Linked DNA regions of Homo sapiens: all the other regions are linked to region 1. Evidence: chromatin loops called from intact Hi-C (ENCODE). Cell type or tissue: gastrocnemius medialis. All regions are shown on one strand. Links, peaks and the distances in the headings refer to the core of each region. The heading gives the core; the rest is flanking DNA. Region 1 overlaps LINC01624 (long intergenic non-protein coding RNA 1624). Region 2 has its middle 230 kb from the start of LINC01624. Region 3 has its middle 220 kb from the start of LINC01624.

Evidence for each region. A loop is a pair of places that touch in the nucleus more often than their neighbours do. Peaks named below come from ENCODE experiments on the same cell type or tissue, not always from the same donor. Only the 100,000 strongest peaks of a DNase experiment are listed, where the experiment ranks them.
Region 2: it touches region 1 in a loop (9-fold over the local background); 18 of 110 quality-filtered maps call a loop at or near these places.
Region 3: a loop joins it to region 1, with 11 times the contacts of the local background. A loop is called at or near these places in 18 of 110 quality-filtered maps.

The regions. Positions count from the first base shown.
Region 1 is chr6:170,278,352-170,282,669 of GRCh38, forward strand. LINC01624 (long intergenic non-protein coding RNA 1624) reads left to right here. Exons shown (of 2, transcript NR_104177.1): 2 at 858-1,118. DLL1 (delta like canonical Notch ligand 1) reads right to left here. Exons shown (of 11, transcript NM_005618.4): 11 at 3,855-4,318. Among named protein-coding and RNA genes, the nearest start is that of LINC01624, 8.0 kb to the left of the region's middle. RefSeq lists an enhancer at 3,793-4,318. In gastrocnemius medialis, for the core only: a CTCF peak has its summit at 2,195; DNase peaks (open chromatin) are centred at 1,780 and 2,120; H3K4me3 peaks cover 1,325 bases; H3K27ac peaks cover 1,672 bases.
Region 2 is chr6:170,041,605-170,045,922 of GRCh38, forward strand. No RefSeq gene overlaps it. Among named protein-coding and RNA genes, the nearest start is that of LINC01624, 230 kb to the right of the region's middle. In gastrocnemius medialis, for the core only: a CTCF peak has its summit at 1,892; DNase peaks (open chromatin) are centred at 2,047 and 2,707; H3K27ac peaks cover 2,384 bases.
Region 3 is chr6:170,047,838-170,052,155 of GRCh38, forward strand. No RefSeq gene overlaps it. Among named protein-coding and RNA genes, the nearest start is that of LINC01624, 220 kb to the right of the region's middle. In gastrocnemius medialis, for the core only: no CTCF peak of the experiment used is centred there; DNase peaks (open chromatin) are centred at 1,044 and 2,024; H3K27ac peaks cover 1,457 bases.

The DNA.
Region 1 (4,318 bases), core at 642-3,141:
GGTGAGCAATTCCTATTGTAAGCGTCTGACACCAGACGCCCTTCCCCCCTTCTTCCTTCCTTCCTCTCTCCCCCCACAGGTCAGGGTGGGACAGCGCAAGAGAGAAAGTTGGAGACACCACGAATCCCGTCACAAACACTCTTAGGCCACTTCCATAAAAGTGTAAGAGGTTCTAGGCATCAGGCTAAAGTACTGCTGTTGAGGTCCATAATGTCTACACCAGGGTGCCACTTGGGGGTTTGGCAAGGCAGGCTGAGGAGCAGGAAGTAGCAGATTCTGATCCTGTCTCTGAAAAGTGATTTTATTTGTTGAATATCCCAGCACTGAGCTGTGAATTAAGATTCACTAAAGGAATCAAGGTTCTTGTAAAATATCCAGGACCACAAAGCAGAGATATTTTTCCTTATGGTTCAATAATTTTAAAGTTCAAATTAACTTAAAACAGTAACATGCTTTTCGTGAATGGTGCTTTGACCATGGGTTTAGACACCGAGGAAGCAGAGGAAGTTGGTGCACAGGAAACAGCCTGGGAGGCCCTTGGCAGCTGAGGCACACGTCTGCACCTCTTGCCATGGAAGGTTGGCTTGTCTTCTAAAAATCGTATCCGAGGAAGATTCTACCACTTCCTCGATAAACCACTGACAGCCTTGAAGTTTTCTTCATGCCTCGATCCAACGAGAATGCCCTGTCCTGCAATTTTAGATGATTTCCTCTTACACTGACCTTATTTTCTTTGAGAACGTAATTAATGACATGAGTCTTGTCATTTTTCTTTTCTGTGCTTTAAAAAAAACAAAAGGTTCTGATGCTCATGTTGCAATACATTTTAAAATGCTGCTTCATTCTGCCTTCCTCAGGTACCTCACTCCGGATTCTATTAAAATCGTAATCTCTAGAAGATGGATTCAGCAAATGCCAGGCGTGGAGCCATGAATGTTTCCATAAGAAACAAGAAAAATAGAAAGAATGTGTGTTAGCCAGACGACACCTTGATGGCACCCCTGCCACCTCCCCAGCCCTCCTCAGTGGCAAAGTGATTTAGCTCAGTTGGGCTTCTCCAAAATGGAAATAGTCACTTGTTTGAGCAAATAAATGTAATGAAAGTTGTTCCGGAAAAATTCTAGTACTCTGCACTAATACATATCATCTTAAAAACTTATCTCTGAATTGTTTCCAAATGACAAATGTGTAAAGTTTCTAAGTACTTTTTGTTTCCTTATCCTTGTAGTGGAAGATACTACATTCAACACAGACGTACTGTGTGCCTCCTGCGTGTGAGGCCTGGTGCTCATGGCGCGTGTCCTTGCATGCAAAATTCTACTCTTCATCTTGACGTTTCTAGACATTCAGCTGTTCCTCAGGAAACGATTTACCTTCCCTCTGCCTTTTCTGTAAAATGCATGGACTGAGGAATTACTAATGCATAACACTTTGTTTGCTGGATACCAAGTAGACGCACTCTTACCATATACAGGGCTGTATCTAGGCAGCCAGTTATTAGAATAAAAACAGAATACTATGTTCATCCGCTCAGATAATCCCTGTGTTTGGCTTCATGTTATGGTTCGAAACTCCTAGTGACATTGGTAAGAGTGAACACGAGAATGAAGCTTCTTTCATGATGAAATGTCCTGAGTGTGTGTCTGTGTGTTCTCAAATTATAGCTCACATGGATAGAGAACGTTTTCTTGCTTCAGCCTCAAGTGGGGATTGGGTTGCAGTGGTGAACCAGGGCCAACACAGCCCGCCCTCTTTGAGGTTGCAGTCTCCTGGGACACACGCCCACTAAACAAACAGCTACACGAATTAATCATGCCACAGGGCAAACTGCAAGAGCACCATCACGTGCGGCAGGTAACCCAGGCGGGTCATTTTCGTGGCGGAAGAAGGTCACACTGGAAGTCACCAGACAGATGGAAGATCCCACTCAAAGTCGCAGAGTGGGGGCGGATGGAGAACCAGGCTGCCAGGGCGCTGGCTGGAGCCGAGCGGTAACAGACCCGTGGGAGAATAACGAAACGAGGCTCCAAGACAGGCGGGAGCCGGATGGTGCATGACCTGAGAGGCCAAGTCAAGGATTTTGAACTCCACGCTAAGAGCAGCCGGAAGCCGTTCGCTGGCGCCAGCTGAGCACATGCGCAGAACCGTGCCCTGAAAGGCACCGTCCCCTGCAGACGGGAGGAGGTGCTCCCAGCACTGCTGCAGACGCTGCCGTTTCCCTTTCAAGGACTCAGCAGAGTGGGCAATCACCTAGGCGCGCCACCAGCGAGCCTGAGACTCTGCTACCAGCGTCCTTGACCGGACTCCCGCTCTCCACCCAGTTTAATTGGCTTGCTTTTGGCCTTGTAAGATTTCTCATCTGCGATGTGCGTATGCAACCACAGCAAGCCTCCCTCAGATGCATTCTGCTGTGGGTCACGTCACAGACACGGCGGTCCATACACACCCGGAAACTGTCGTGTTTGCGTGTGCGTGTATTCACTGTATGGTCCGGCTTAATGCTTTTGCTTATGGGAAGTTTCAAACGTGTACGAAAGAGGAAAGAACACGGAAGTGAGCGCCCCCATGGGCCACTCCCAGCTGCAGCGACCCCCAGCAGTGCTCGTGGGACTCCCCGTGCCACCGTGCCCGCGGCGGGGGGCTCCGAATCAGTCCCAGGCCTCGTATTGTTTCATCCATAAATATTTCAGAATTTTCTCTAAAAGATAAGGTCTCTTTTTAAACTGAACAGTAATAACACATCACATCTAAACTATTTAGCAGGTGCACTTTAAAATCATGTGGATATCCCAGTCAGCGCTTACATGTCTCCAGTGGGTTCATAAAATTTTTAAACTGTTTGAAACAGGAACCAGATCCAGACGCTGCGATGGATTGATATGTCCGTGTCTCTTTGTATCTATGGGTTCCCCCTCACCATTTTCTTGTTTTTTCCTTGCAATTTATTTGGCTACAGAGTTCCCTGGATTCGGCTGCGCAGATGCGTGGGGCGTCGAGGAAGGAGTTTTCAGTCCCGTGTTTCCGTAACTGGTAATGAGACTGAGAGCTGTCATCGGATTCAAGCTCAATGTTCTTAGCAAAACACTTCTCCTCTTTGCTGGTGTTGCTGGCCTGGCATTTAACGTGCCCTTAATGCAAGGAGGAAATGCAAGCGGAGTCGGGTCTGAGGGGAGTGAGCGCCAGTGCCTCCGCGCAGCTCCTGCTACATCGGTCGCCCTCTTTCCATCCTGGGAACCGCTCAGCGCTTTGAGGTACGCGCAAGTTAAAAATGCAATCACTACCATAAGGAACCCGGGCTTAGCGGGGGGCAAAGCGGCAAATGAGGGGTCAGCCCACAGGGAGCCCGTGCGGTCCTGCTGAGCCAGCAGGCGGGACGCGCTTAGAGACGGGGCTGCCCACCGACGGGAAGCGGAGGAGCAGCTTCCGTGACTCCCACGCCCCGTCTGGGGCCATGTTGGCGTCAAACGGCGACAAAATCATGACAGCTGTGACCCACTGGGTACAAAATAACTCACAAGTCTACACTGACATGAATGAATGAATGAATGAATGAATGAATGAATGAATGAGGAACGCTCATTCTTTCTGCGGAAAGAACTAATAAATGCATGGGGGGATGGAATTAGAAAATCGCGGCTGCTTCATGCGCGTGCCTGCTCTTACCAAGTCACCTCATGATGGCCAGCAAGCAGCTTCCTGAGGGAGGAGAGGAACGGGCTGCTTCTCATGGATCCAGGGAAACCAAAGCCTTGAAAAGAGAAACACCAAGGCCACCTCTGCCCTCAGCCTCGCGGGCCGCAGGTGAGTGAGCACACCTCCGCTCTAAGGCAAAGCCAAGTAACTACGCCTTCTGGTTGTCATTCATAAAATTTATTTTGGAAAAATATTTTAAAAAGGAATTTCTTCATTAACAAAACAGTAAAAAACTCAAATAACATTTGCACAATATTCCATAAATACATTTATATACAAAAAAATATAGTCACATAGACCCGAAGTGCCTTTGTACATATTTACCAAAATTTAAATTATAAAAAACGAACATCACAAAATACTCAAGCTTTACAGATATCATGAAAAATATTTTTACAAATCCAAAAAATAACACACATCTTTTCCATCTAGAAAAAGCACATCTTCGTATCAAAAAGGACAATAAAGGCAGTGTTTGTGTTTCTAATTCAAGAAAAGACTGGCTCATAAGAATCCAAAATATACACTCAGGCAGTGCATGCTTCTTATGCGTAATTCAGTTCACCCATTTAAATATATATTCTCTTAAGAGCAACTGTCCATAGTGCAACGGCGACGTCACGGA
Region 2 (4,318 bases), core at 692-3,191, 240 kb before region 1:
CCAGGAGCCCTCAAACTTTTCCTGTAACAGCCCAGAAAGTGAATACTTCAGGCCTTGCCGGCCACACTACTCCACTCTGCCACTGTGACATGAAAACCACCCGGGACAGTTTGTGATCAGAAGAGCAGGGCTATATTCTAATAAACTTTACTTGATTTGGCTCAGTTCAGCCCAGTTTGCCATAGGTGGGCAGCATCTTGGCTGGCAAGATGATAACGAAGCACCCCAGCTCTGAGCCACCCACATCTCACGTCAAATGGTAAGCCCCAGTGTTGCAGGTGGGGTCTGGTGGGAGGTGATTGGATTATTGGGCGGATTTCTCTCCTGTGCTGCTCTCGTGATGGTGAATGAGGGCTTGTGAGATTTAATTGTTTATAAAAGTGTGTGGCACCTCCACCACCCCTACCCCATCATCTCTAATCCTCCTCCTCTGGGCATGTGAGACATGCCTGCTTCCCCGTTGCCTTCTGCCTTCTGCCATGCCTGTAAGTTTCCTGAGACCTCCCCGGCCATGTTTCCTGTACAGCCTGCAGAACCATGAGCCAACGAAATCCCTTCTCTTTATAAATTACCCAGCCTCTAGACATTTATAAAGAGTGCAAGAACAGATTAATACACTTACAGACTTGTGGCAGGACAGGTGTGACCCTGGGCCAGTTTTCAGCCCCTGCTCAAGGTCAGTTACTGTCTGGAAACAGCCCCGTTTCCCTTGCAGATTCAGAAGGGAAAGGTCATGTTTCTAAACATGGAATAGGACATGGCGATTGTTGAGTCACACTGGAGAATTTGATTTGAATATAATTGGTTCACAAAACACTAGAAGCTAATGGATGCAAGAGTGTGGCCATAGTAATGATTTCAGGATGTCTTCCCAACAGCCCCGAGTGACAGATGTGTTATCATTTCCTTTTTATTCAGACAAGAACATTGAGGCTTGAAAAAGGTAAATTACTTACTCAAATTCCATGTTTAATAAGTAGGACTGGGATTTAAACCTAAGAGCTAACAGCAAAGCATTTTAGACCGTAAAGTATAAGAATAAGCGTGAATGCGATTCTCAGCCCAGTGTAAGACCAGGTATCGCCGGATGAGAGACGGCCACTCCTGGGAACAGTGGTGAAGCTGAAAGAGCCAGTCCTTCAAGGTGGATCCTGAGTGGCTAAAATAGAGCCCAGCGGCCGTTTGCTGTCTATAGGTCATACAAACACAGAGTCCCCCCAAAACCGCACCCTTGCACCTGGGATACTTTCTGGGCTCACCTGAACCAACCAATCAGAGCTCACCTGATCCAACCAATCAGAGCTCACCCAATCCAACCAATCGGAGCTCACTGGCTTTGGCCAAATCAAGACCCGACTGTTATCAACTAATCAGAACTCAGCTGCCTTGACCAATCAGAACTAAGCAAGTTTGAATCCTTCATTTGGATACACAGACCTGACTGAGACCTGGGTGGGAGCTTTTGCTATAAAACCGGAACGTTCCCTTTGTTCTCCAGGTACATTTGTTTACACCAAAGGCTGCATCTTCCCGGTTTGCAAACTGTGCACTGGAGTCTCCTTCTTCCAAACTCCTTTTCAGAGGATGTGTTTACTCTGTATTTATAACTTCAGGAGCGCAATCGCAGCCACGGTTTCTCTTGTTAGTGCTACATTACTTTGATTTTATAATCAGCCAAAATATTGTGATAAAAAAATCCCCTTTTCATAATCTGCGAATTTTAGACGTCACGTGGTATGACTCAAAGTCATACCCATTTCTTCCCAAGAAGAAAATTTACTCAAAATCCATAAAAGATTTGGCTCGGTTCGGCTCAGTTGGCCACAGGCAGGTAGCCTGTTGGCTGGAGGAACAGAAACGAACGACCCCCACTCTGAGCCGGCCTCAGAGACTTGTGGTCTAGCCGAATGCTCCCTGTAGAGGGAGATGGCTGTTTGTGTGTCCTTGGTGCAGGGATGGCAGAACAATCTGACGTCCGTTATTAACACATTTGTCATATCAGCCACCTCTTTAAACGGGTGTCCCAGAGTAACAAGATCCAGAAAAATGCCAGCAGTCTAGTTGGAACACAGGGTCCCACTGGCTGAGATACTGGCTGTCCTCAAGTGAGGACAGGCGCTATCAGGGACTGCAGCCACAGCATCCACATGTCAGGAATCAAAGGCCACCGTTTTCTCCGGCGTTTACATTCAGGCACGGTCCCCCTCGCCCCAGATCACATCTTCAGAGTCTCAACAGCCCAGCCACTGAAGAATTGCTGCAGCCCTGCATAACCTCATACCTGTCTGGTACGGATCCACTAGACTAAAGGCTGAGGTGGAAGAGGCTTTTGTGTCCCTCGGTGCAGGACAGACTTGTCCCTGCAGAGAAGTATTTACAATGAGGGCAGAGCTGGGGTGTGAAGGACCCTCCACACGGGGCTGCTCCCTTCTCCCTGCAACGCCACACAGGAGGCGGTCTCCACAGTGCCTCATCCCAAATGGCAGTGTCTAAGTTTGAACACTGTGTGGCCCTAACAGCACTGCCTGCGTCAGTGGCTGAACAGTCAGTTTTGAGGCAGGTGGGCCGTCTTTCACACAGGTAAGAATAGATGGGGAGACAGCATTGATGTGGCCCAGACCTATGACCTGTGAGAGAGCCTGGATCTCCACTGGCCAGTTACCCAAAGGAGGTACAAGTGAATGTGCCCACCAGGGGCTGTGACACATCAGGTGTAAAGTTGTTATCACTATGCCTGGCATGTAACAGGCTCAGAAAACACTGACCATTATTTTGCAAGAAAACAAGTAGCTCAAAATAGCCACAGTGATGATGAATTGGCAGCACTGCCTTCATTTCAGGATAAGGAAGCCGCCTGGAGGTGCACACCCAGACTGTACTGGGAAAGGAGGGTCCCTGAGCTCGGATCTGCACACCACTAACCAGCCCTTTGTGCAGGAGCCCTTGAGCTGTGGCCCTGGCTCACACCAGGTAAGAGAAAATATCTGTGGTCCTAACTAAACACAGCCAAACTTGGATGCCAGAGCCTACTGCCAGATGCATGTCCCCAGCTGAAAGGTGGCCACTGTGGCTAAGTGAGAGGGCTGGTTCACATTCCACAGAGCCTGTGCTCACAGTACCTGCATCCATGAAGCTGTGTCCACGGATCCCCATGTTTCAGGGACCTATGCTCCAGGGAGCCGGCAAATTGGAGACCCACGTTCCACAGAGCCTGTGCTCACGGCACCTGCATCCATGAAGCTGTGTCCACGGATCCTCACGTTTCAGGGACCTGGGCTTCAGGGAGCCAGCAAATGGGAGGCCCACATTCCACAGAGCCTGTGTTCATGGCACCTGCATCCACGAAGCTGTGTCCACGGAGCCCCATGTTTCAGGGACCTGTGCTCCAGGGAGCCTGCACATGGGAGGCCTATGTTCCACAGAGCCTGTGTTCACAGCACCTGCATCCATGAAGCTGTGTCCACGGAGCCCCAAGTTCCAGGACCTGTGCTCCAGGGAACCTACACATGGGAGACCCCCGTTCCACAGAGCCCACATTCCCTCTCTCCTCCATCACTTCTTCCTGGTCCTCGAAGCGTTTCTTTCAGGTCTGCCTGGTACTGCGGCTGCTTCTGAGGACTTTGGACCTGTGGGCTTCTCTGTCTCAGTGGGACCTTTGTCATCCCTGCTGGTCTAGTGGGAAAGCACCCTGAGCACGGCTGGCAAGCCAGCAAAATGAAGAAATGTGTGTGGTGCTGTCTGGCCAACTCCAGACTCCCAGCACTGCAAAGTCAGGAACTCGAAGTGACACAGAATCTCCGGTGGCATCAAGTGGCAGAGGCAGGTGGAGTTTGGCTGAGTTGTTACCTTGGTCTTTGTGATGCTTTGTGACCAGGGTCTGCTCTCTGGTGCCTTAATCCCAGGACAGCAAAAGAAGAAGGCAATCCTAGATCAACGTCTCTTGGCTTTTCTGGCCTGGCACCCAGAGTTCAGTTTCTTAAACTCTGCCTAACACACAGGTCGGCAGCACTTCCCACAGAACTGGACTCCCAGTTATGGCCGGGACTTTGGCAAGGACACACTCATTCATGAGCATCAAGAGTGATACCCATCCACGACCCTGAGGGCCTGCTGGTGCAAGACCCAAACTCAACATTTTCAGTGTGGCCTCCGCCTGCTCTTGGTCACCTGACCAGGTTTCTGTTCCTGAGCCCTGTGGATGGTTCAGACGTCCCCATCCACATGAGGGTCATGTGATGCGGCTTTAATTTCCACCTGGCAACCCTGGAAGCCCACGTGTGTCTCAGGAATGCATGGCTTCCATCTCCTCTACAGCCAC
Region 3 (4,318 bases), core at 1,041-3,540, 230 kb before region 1:
CTGCTGTGATTTGAATGATGACGGCCCTTCTGAAATTCAGGTTGAAACTTAATCTCCAAAGCAACAATATTAAAAGGTGTGGCTTTGGGAGGCCCCACCCTCATGACTGGGATCAGTGCCCTCACAGAAGGACTGGAGGTTGAAGGGAGCGTGTAACTGAGCACCTAGCAAGAAGGCCCTCACCAGACACCAGTGCCGCCACCTTGGACTTCCCCATCTCCAGAACACTAGGAAATAGCTTCTGGTTCTTTATAAATTACCCAGGCTCAGATATTTTGTTATAGCAGCAGGAACAGACTAAGACAGTAGATAAGAACTGTCCTTTCCGCTCTAACATTCCGGCCATCTTTGAGAACAGGCTCTGCGTGTCCTGCCCAAGGACAGGCATGATTTCAATCCTTTCCCAAAGAAACTGCCAGCAATGTGACCCGTAAGGCAGTAAGTTTATGCAATTAAAATTTTGACCTGATTTCTTCATTAACAGTCTGAGTTTGGCTGGGCTGTAAAGCTGAGCAAAGGTTTAAGACAGAGCTCGGGCTTCTGGTCTTTCTCTTACAGGTGTACATTTAATACCAGGGCTCTGCCAGGGCTTCTAGAAAGAGCCTAGGGTGAGGAGGAAGCTCAGGGAGCTTGTGCTCCCAGAAGAGCTGCATCACAGAAGTGGAGATGGGGGCCGCACATTGGCCATGAGTACCCACGGATTGCAGTAGCCCCACTGAGGCCCCTTAAGGTGATAAAGACGAATTACAACCAAAGACTCTGGGGACTGGTCCCGGTGGTGGACCTTCGGTGTCCTCGGGGAGCACGGTGGGGGCAGGTCCTGGGGGCCAGTGTGGGCTCTCTGTGCTCACACTTGGGAAGGAGCAGAGCAGGCCCTGAGACACTGCCACAGCCTCCCTCCTCCTTCCAAAAAGAGGAAGAGACTGTGATGTTCCAGCTCTGCCCGTGTGACTCAACCAGGGCTGCGGCCGACTGCGTGACCACCAGGAAGAGGCTGTTTACATCTTCGGGAATCCCACATCTGGCCAGGCTCAGCTCAGGGTGGAGGGTCCCCTGAGCACTGGGGATGACTGGAAGCCTGCAGTCCCAAGCTAGGTGGCCTGGCCCGGAGCTCCTGAGATTTGGGCATCAGAGTGGCCGAGTTGCTCAAACAGGTTCCTGTACATCTGTGAGTCTCCGTTTTCTTCTCTGTGAAATGGGGACAATAAAACCACCTACTTTATTGAGTCATCGCAAGCTGGAAGAGGGTGATGTGTGTAAAGAGATTAACCCAGTATCTAGTACCTCTAAAGTGCTTAACAAATGACACCTATCACAGTGATTTTAACTGGCTTATTTCTCCATAAAATGAACGCGGAATCCGTCCATGGCCTCGTTCTCAGAATGCAATTTCATCCCCACCAAACTGAAAACTCTTCAACAGCAGCAGCGCCTCCCTCCACACCATGTTCCTCCTCCTTGATTTCTAGACCCAGATGCAGGTTGAGGTGGGCAATGGGGTCGCGCTTATCCTCACTCCTCGTCATCACCAGAGAGGTGGTGACCTTCCGGGGACCCCCATAGACAGGCTTGGTCTGGCTCTGCTTCCCAGGAATTCCCTCAGTGGTTTTGTGTTTCTTTCTTTCTTTCTTTCTTTTGACTCATTCTTTCCCGTCAGTGGGGCTCGGTGTTTGCTGGATGAGAGCGTGTTCTGTCGGCAGGTGGCATCCAGTTCTACGGGGTCCTCTGTGGATGCTAGGGTGCCCGGGAACCAGCAGTTCCACGTTGCATTTTCCTGGATGTCCGAGCAGAGCACCCGGGTCAGGCGAGTTCCCAGAAGCTCCTTGCCTTCTCTTCCCTGCATCAGGAAGGCTGGGGAGGGCGGCTCTGGATCCTGAGGGGAAGCCACTCGGATCTCCTGCAGCTGCTCAAGACCACGGCACTGTGACTGTGCTTGCCCATCTGGAAAGCCTCAGGCGTGCAGGAGCTTGGCTGGGCTCCACATTTGGACACAGAACCTGCTCCATCTGAGCTCGTGGCTCTTGGTCAGCCCAGGCTCAGGGAGCCTCTCGACGGGGTGGAATTTTGGGTTTCACCCACTTGGCTGATGCTTCCTGCCCTGTGTAATTGAATCAATCCTTTACGTAAATGCTGTTTCGTAACTGCCCGGGCTTTTCAGGGCCTCTGGGCCCTGGCTGAAAACCTAACTCAGCTCCTGCCTGGGAGGCTTTGCGCGGCAGGCCTGGCTGGTGGGAGGGTTTGGTGCCAGAGGCATCCGTCGGGTGAGGAGCAGGACCTCCCACGGTGAACATGGTGGCCACGTCCCCGCAGAGCCCAGCCTACTGAGCTGTCCAGTGAACCCTTGTGCACTTAAGCTAAAACACGCAGCCGTGCCCCCAGGAGGCCGCTTAACACAGAGCAATAGCCGGGTCCTCGACGATCCAGCTGCAGAGACATCACCAATCCCAGTCTCCCTGGTTCCCGCGTCAGCCTCGCCCTGCCCTGGGCCACGGCTGCACAGCACGTGCCTCCTCACCAACACCACGCGTCACACTCTGCAAGCCCCCGGCCCCTCCACGTGCGAAAGGGGGCTGCTCCTCAGGGTTCTTTGGGCTGTAAGGGTCCCGCCGTCCCCCAGTTTTTGTTGGACATCTGTGAAGCCCAGCCTTTCCAAGCAGATGCTGTCCCTCCGCTCCAGCCAGTTCCTCCAGATGAGGCCAATGTGTTCCCAAGCATGTCGGGTCACATTTCCTGTGTGTTTTGGTCCTGCAAGCAGGACTCTCATGAAAATGGCAGAAAGGTCGTCAAACAGCTCCCCTCTTCGCCGCGGCCGTCACAGATGGAGCTGGAGGCACACGCATGTGTATGGCACAAATGGCCACATTTGGTTCTGAGAAGCCATCGCAGAAACTCAAGGGCTGAGGAAGCCAGGCCCTGGCATTAGATCTGATGCATGAGGGAGAGGCTCAGCAAAGCAGAGGATGAGTCCCGAGGCCTCGTTTCCTCCAGAAAACCCATCCCTCCTGCCTGCACCCTCCAGGCTGCTGAACACACCTGCCCATGACCGCCTGCCCCGGCACTGCCTCGCCGCCCCTCCTCAAGTCTCTCCTTCCTGAGGCATAATTTCTGCTTTAGCACAGGGTGGCCCATGGGGCCCTGCTGGAGTCTATGTCCGGGAGGGAGCAGACCTCATGTCCGTTTCCCACACACCCTGCAAGCACCCATCAAGGCATCCAGCTGTAACCTGGTACCGAATAAATGCTCGACTCCTTCAGAATCCATGTTTACTAGGGGGTTAGGTATAAAATAATCGCAGGTAATAATCTCATAGAGTCAAAACTGCCCTTGAGAATTCCTTAAGAGCCACCAATCACAGCCTCAAGTTGCATCTCAACCATCACAGGAGGCAGTGACCCCCAGGCGGGACCAGAGGCCTTCTCCCAGGAACATGGTCAGCAGAAGACACTGCCTCCAAACTTCAAATTCAGGCCCAACACAGGAACACACAGCAGAGGCGCAGCTGAACTGCATGGATGGTGCGACTGTGGCCACGCTCCCAGAGCAACACACGGACCCTCCAGGGAGACAGGAGCAGGTACTAGGAGCTCAGAGGGCAGTGCTACAGCCACAGAGGGTGTCACCAAGAATTAGCAGCGAGAGACCATCACTCTGTAGGCCAAGCCTGCGCTGATGCAGGCCGGGGTTTCTCCGCGTTGGCACAGTGGACGCTCTGGGCTGGATAACCCTTCATTTCAGGGGGTCTTGAGCACAGCATGTGTTCCACGCATCCCTGGCCTCTGCCCACCAGATGCCAACAGCATGTCCACTGTCACGATCGAGTCTCCAGATGGGGCCCGATGTGTCAGGGTGGGGGGCGCCCACTGAGGCTTCTGCTTGGCCTTGGGCACCGTGAGGCCCTTTCACTGGGTTGACGGGAGCACTGACCATTCCAGCCCTGCCTGGGTCCCCACTGGCTCTGCTGACCCCTGGAGCTTCTTCCTCAACCCTGAGCTATTTCCTCAGTTTGCACCCAGCCTGGGGACCCACCTCGGACCCCTGGACCCGCCCTTGGAGCTCGCCATTCTTGACAATGAAAATTTAGCCTCTGTCCTCTCCGAACTGTGACCTCTGTCCCCCAAATGGGTCGAACCCCTTCCTGCACTGTGACCTCCGGGCGGGAAGTCAACAGCTTGTCCCCTCCTGGCTGGAACCTCCCTGAGGGCCCCTGCCCTGTGCTGCCTGCTGCCCAGAAGCCGCGTGGATTCCGGTCCTGAGTTGTTTAAAGCAGGGGCGCAAAGCCAGTCCTCATCACCCCATCATGGCTAGAAGAGGGAATGTT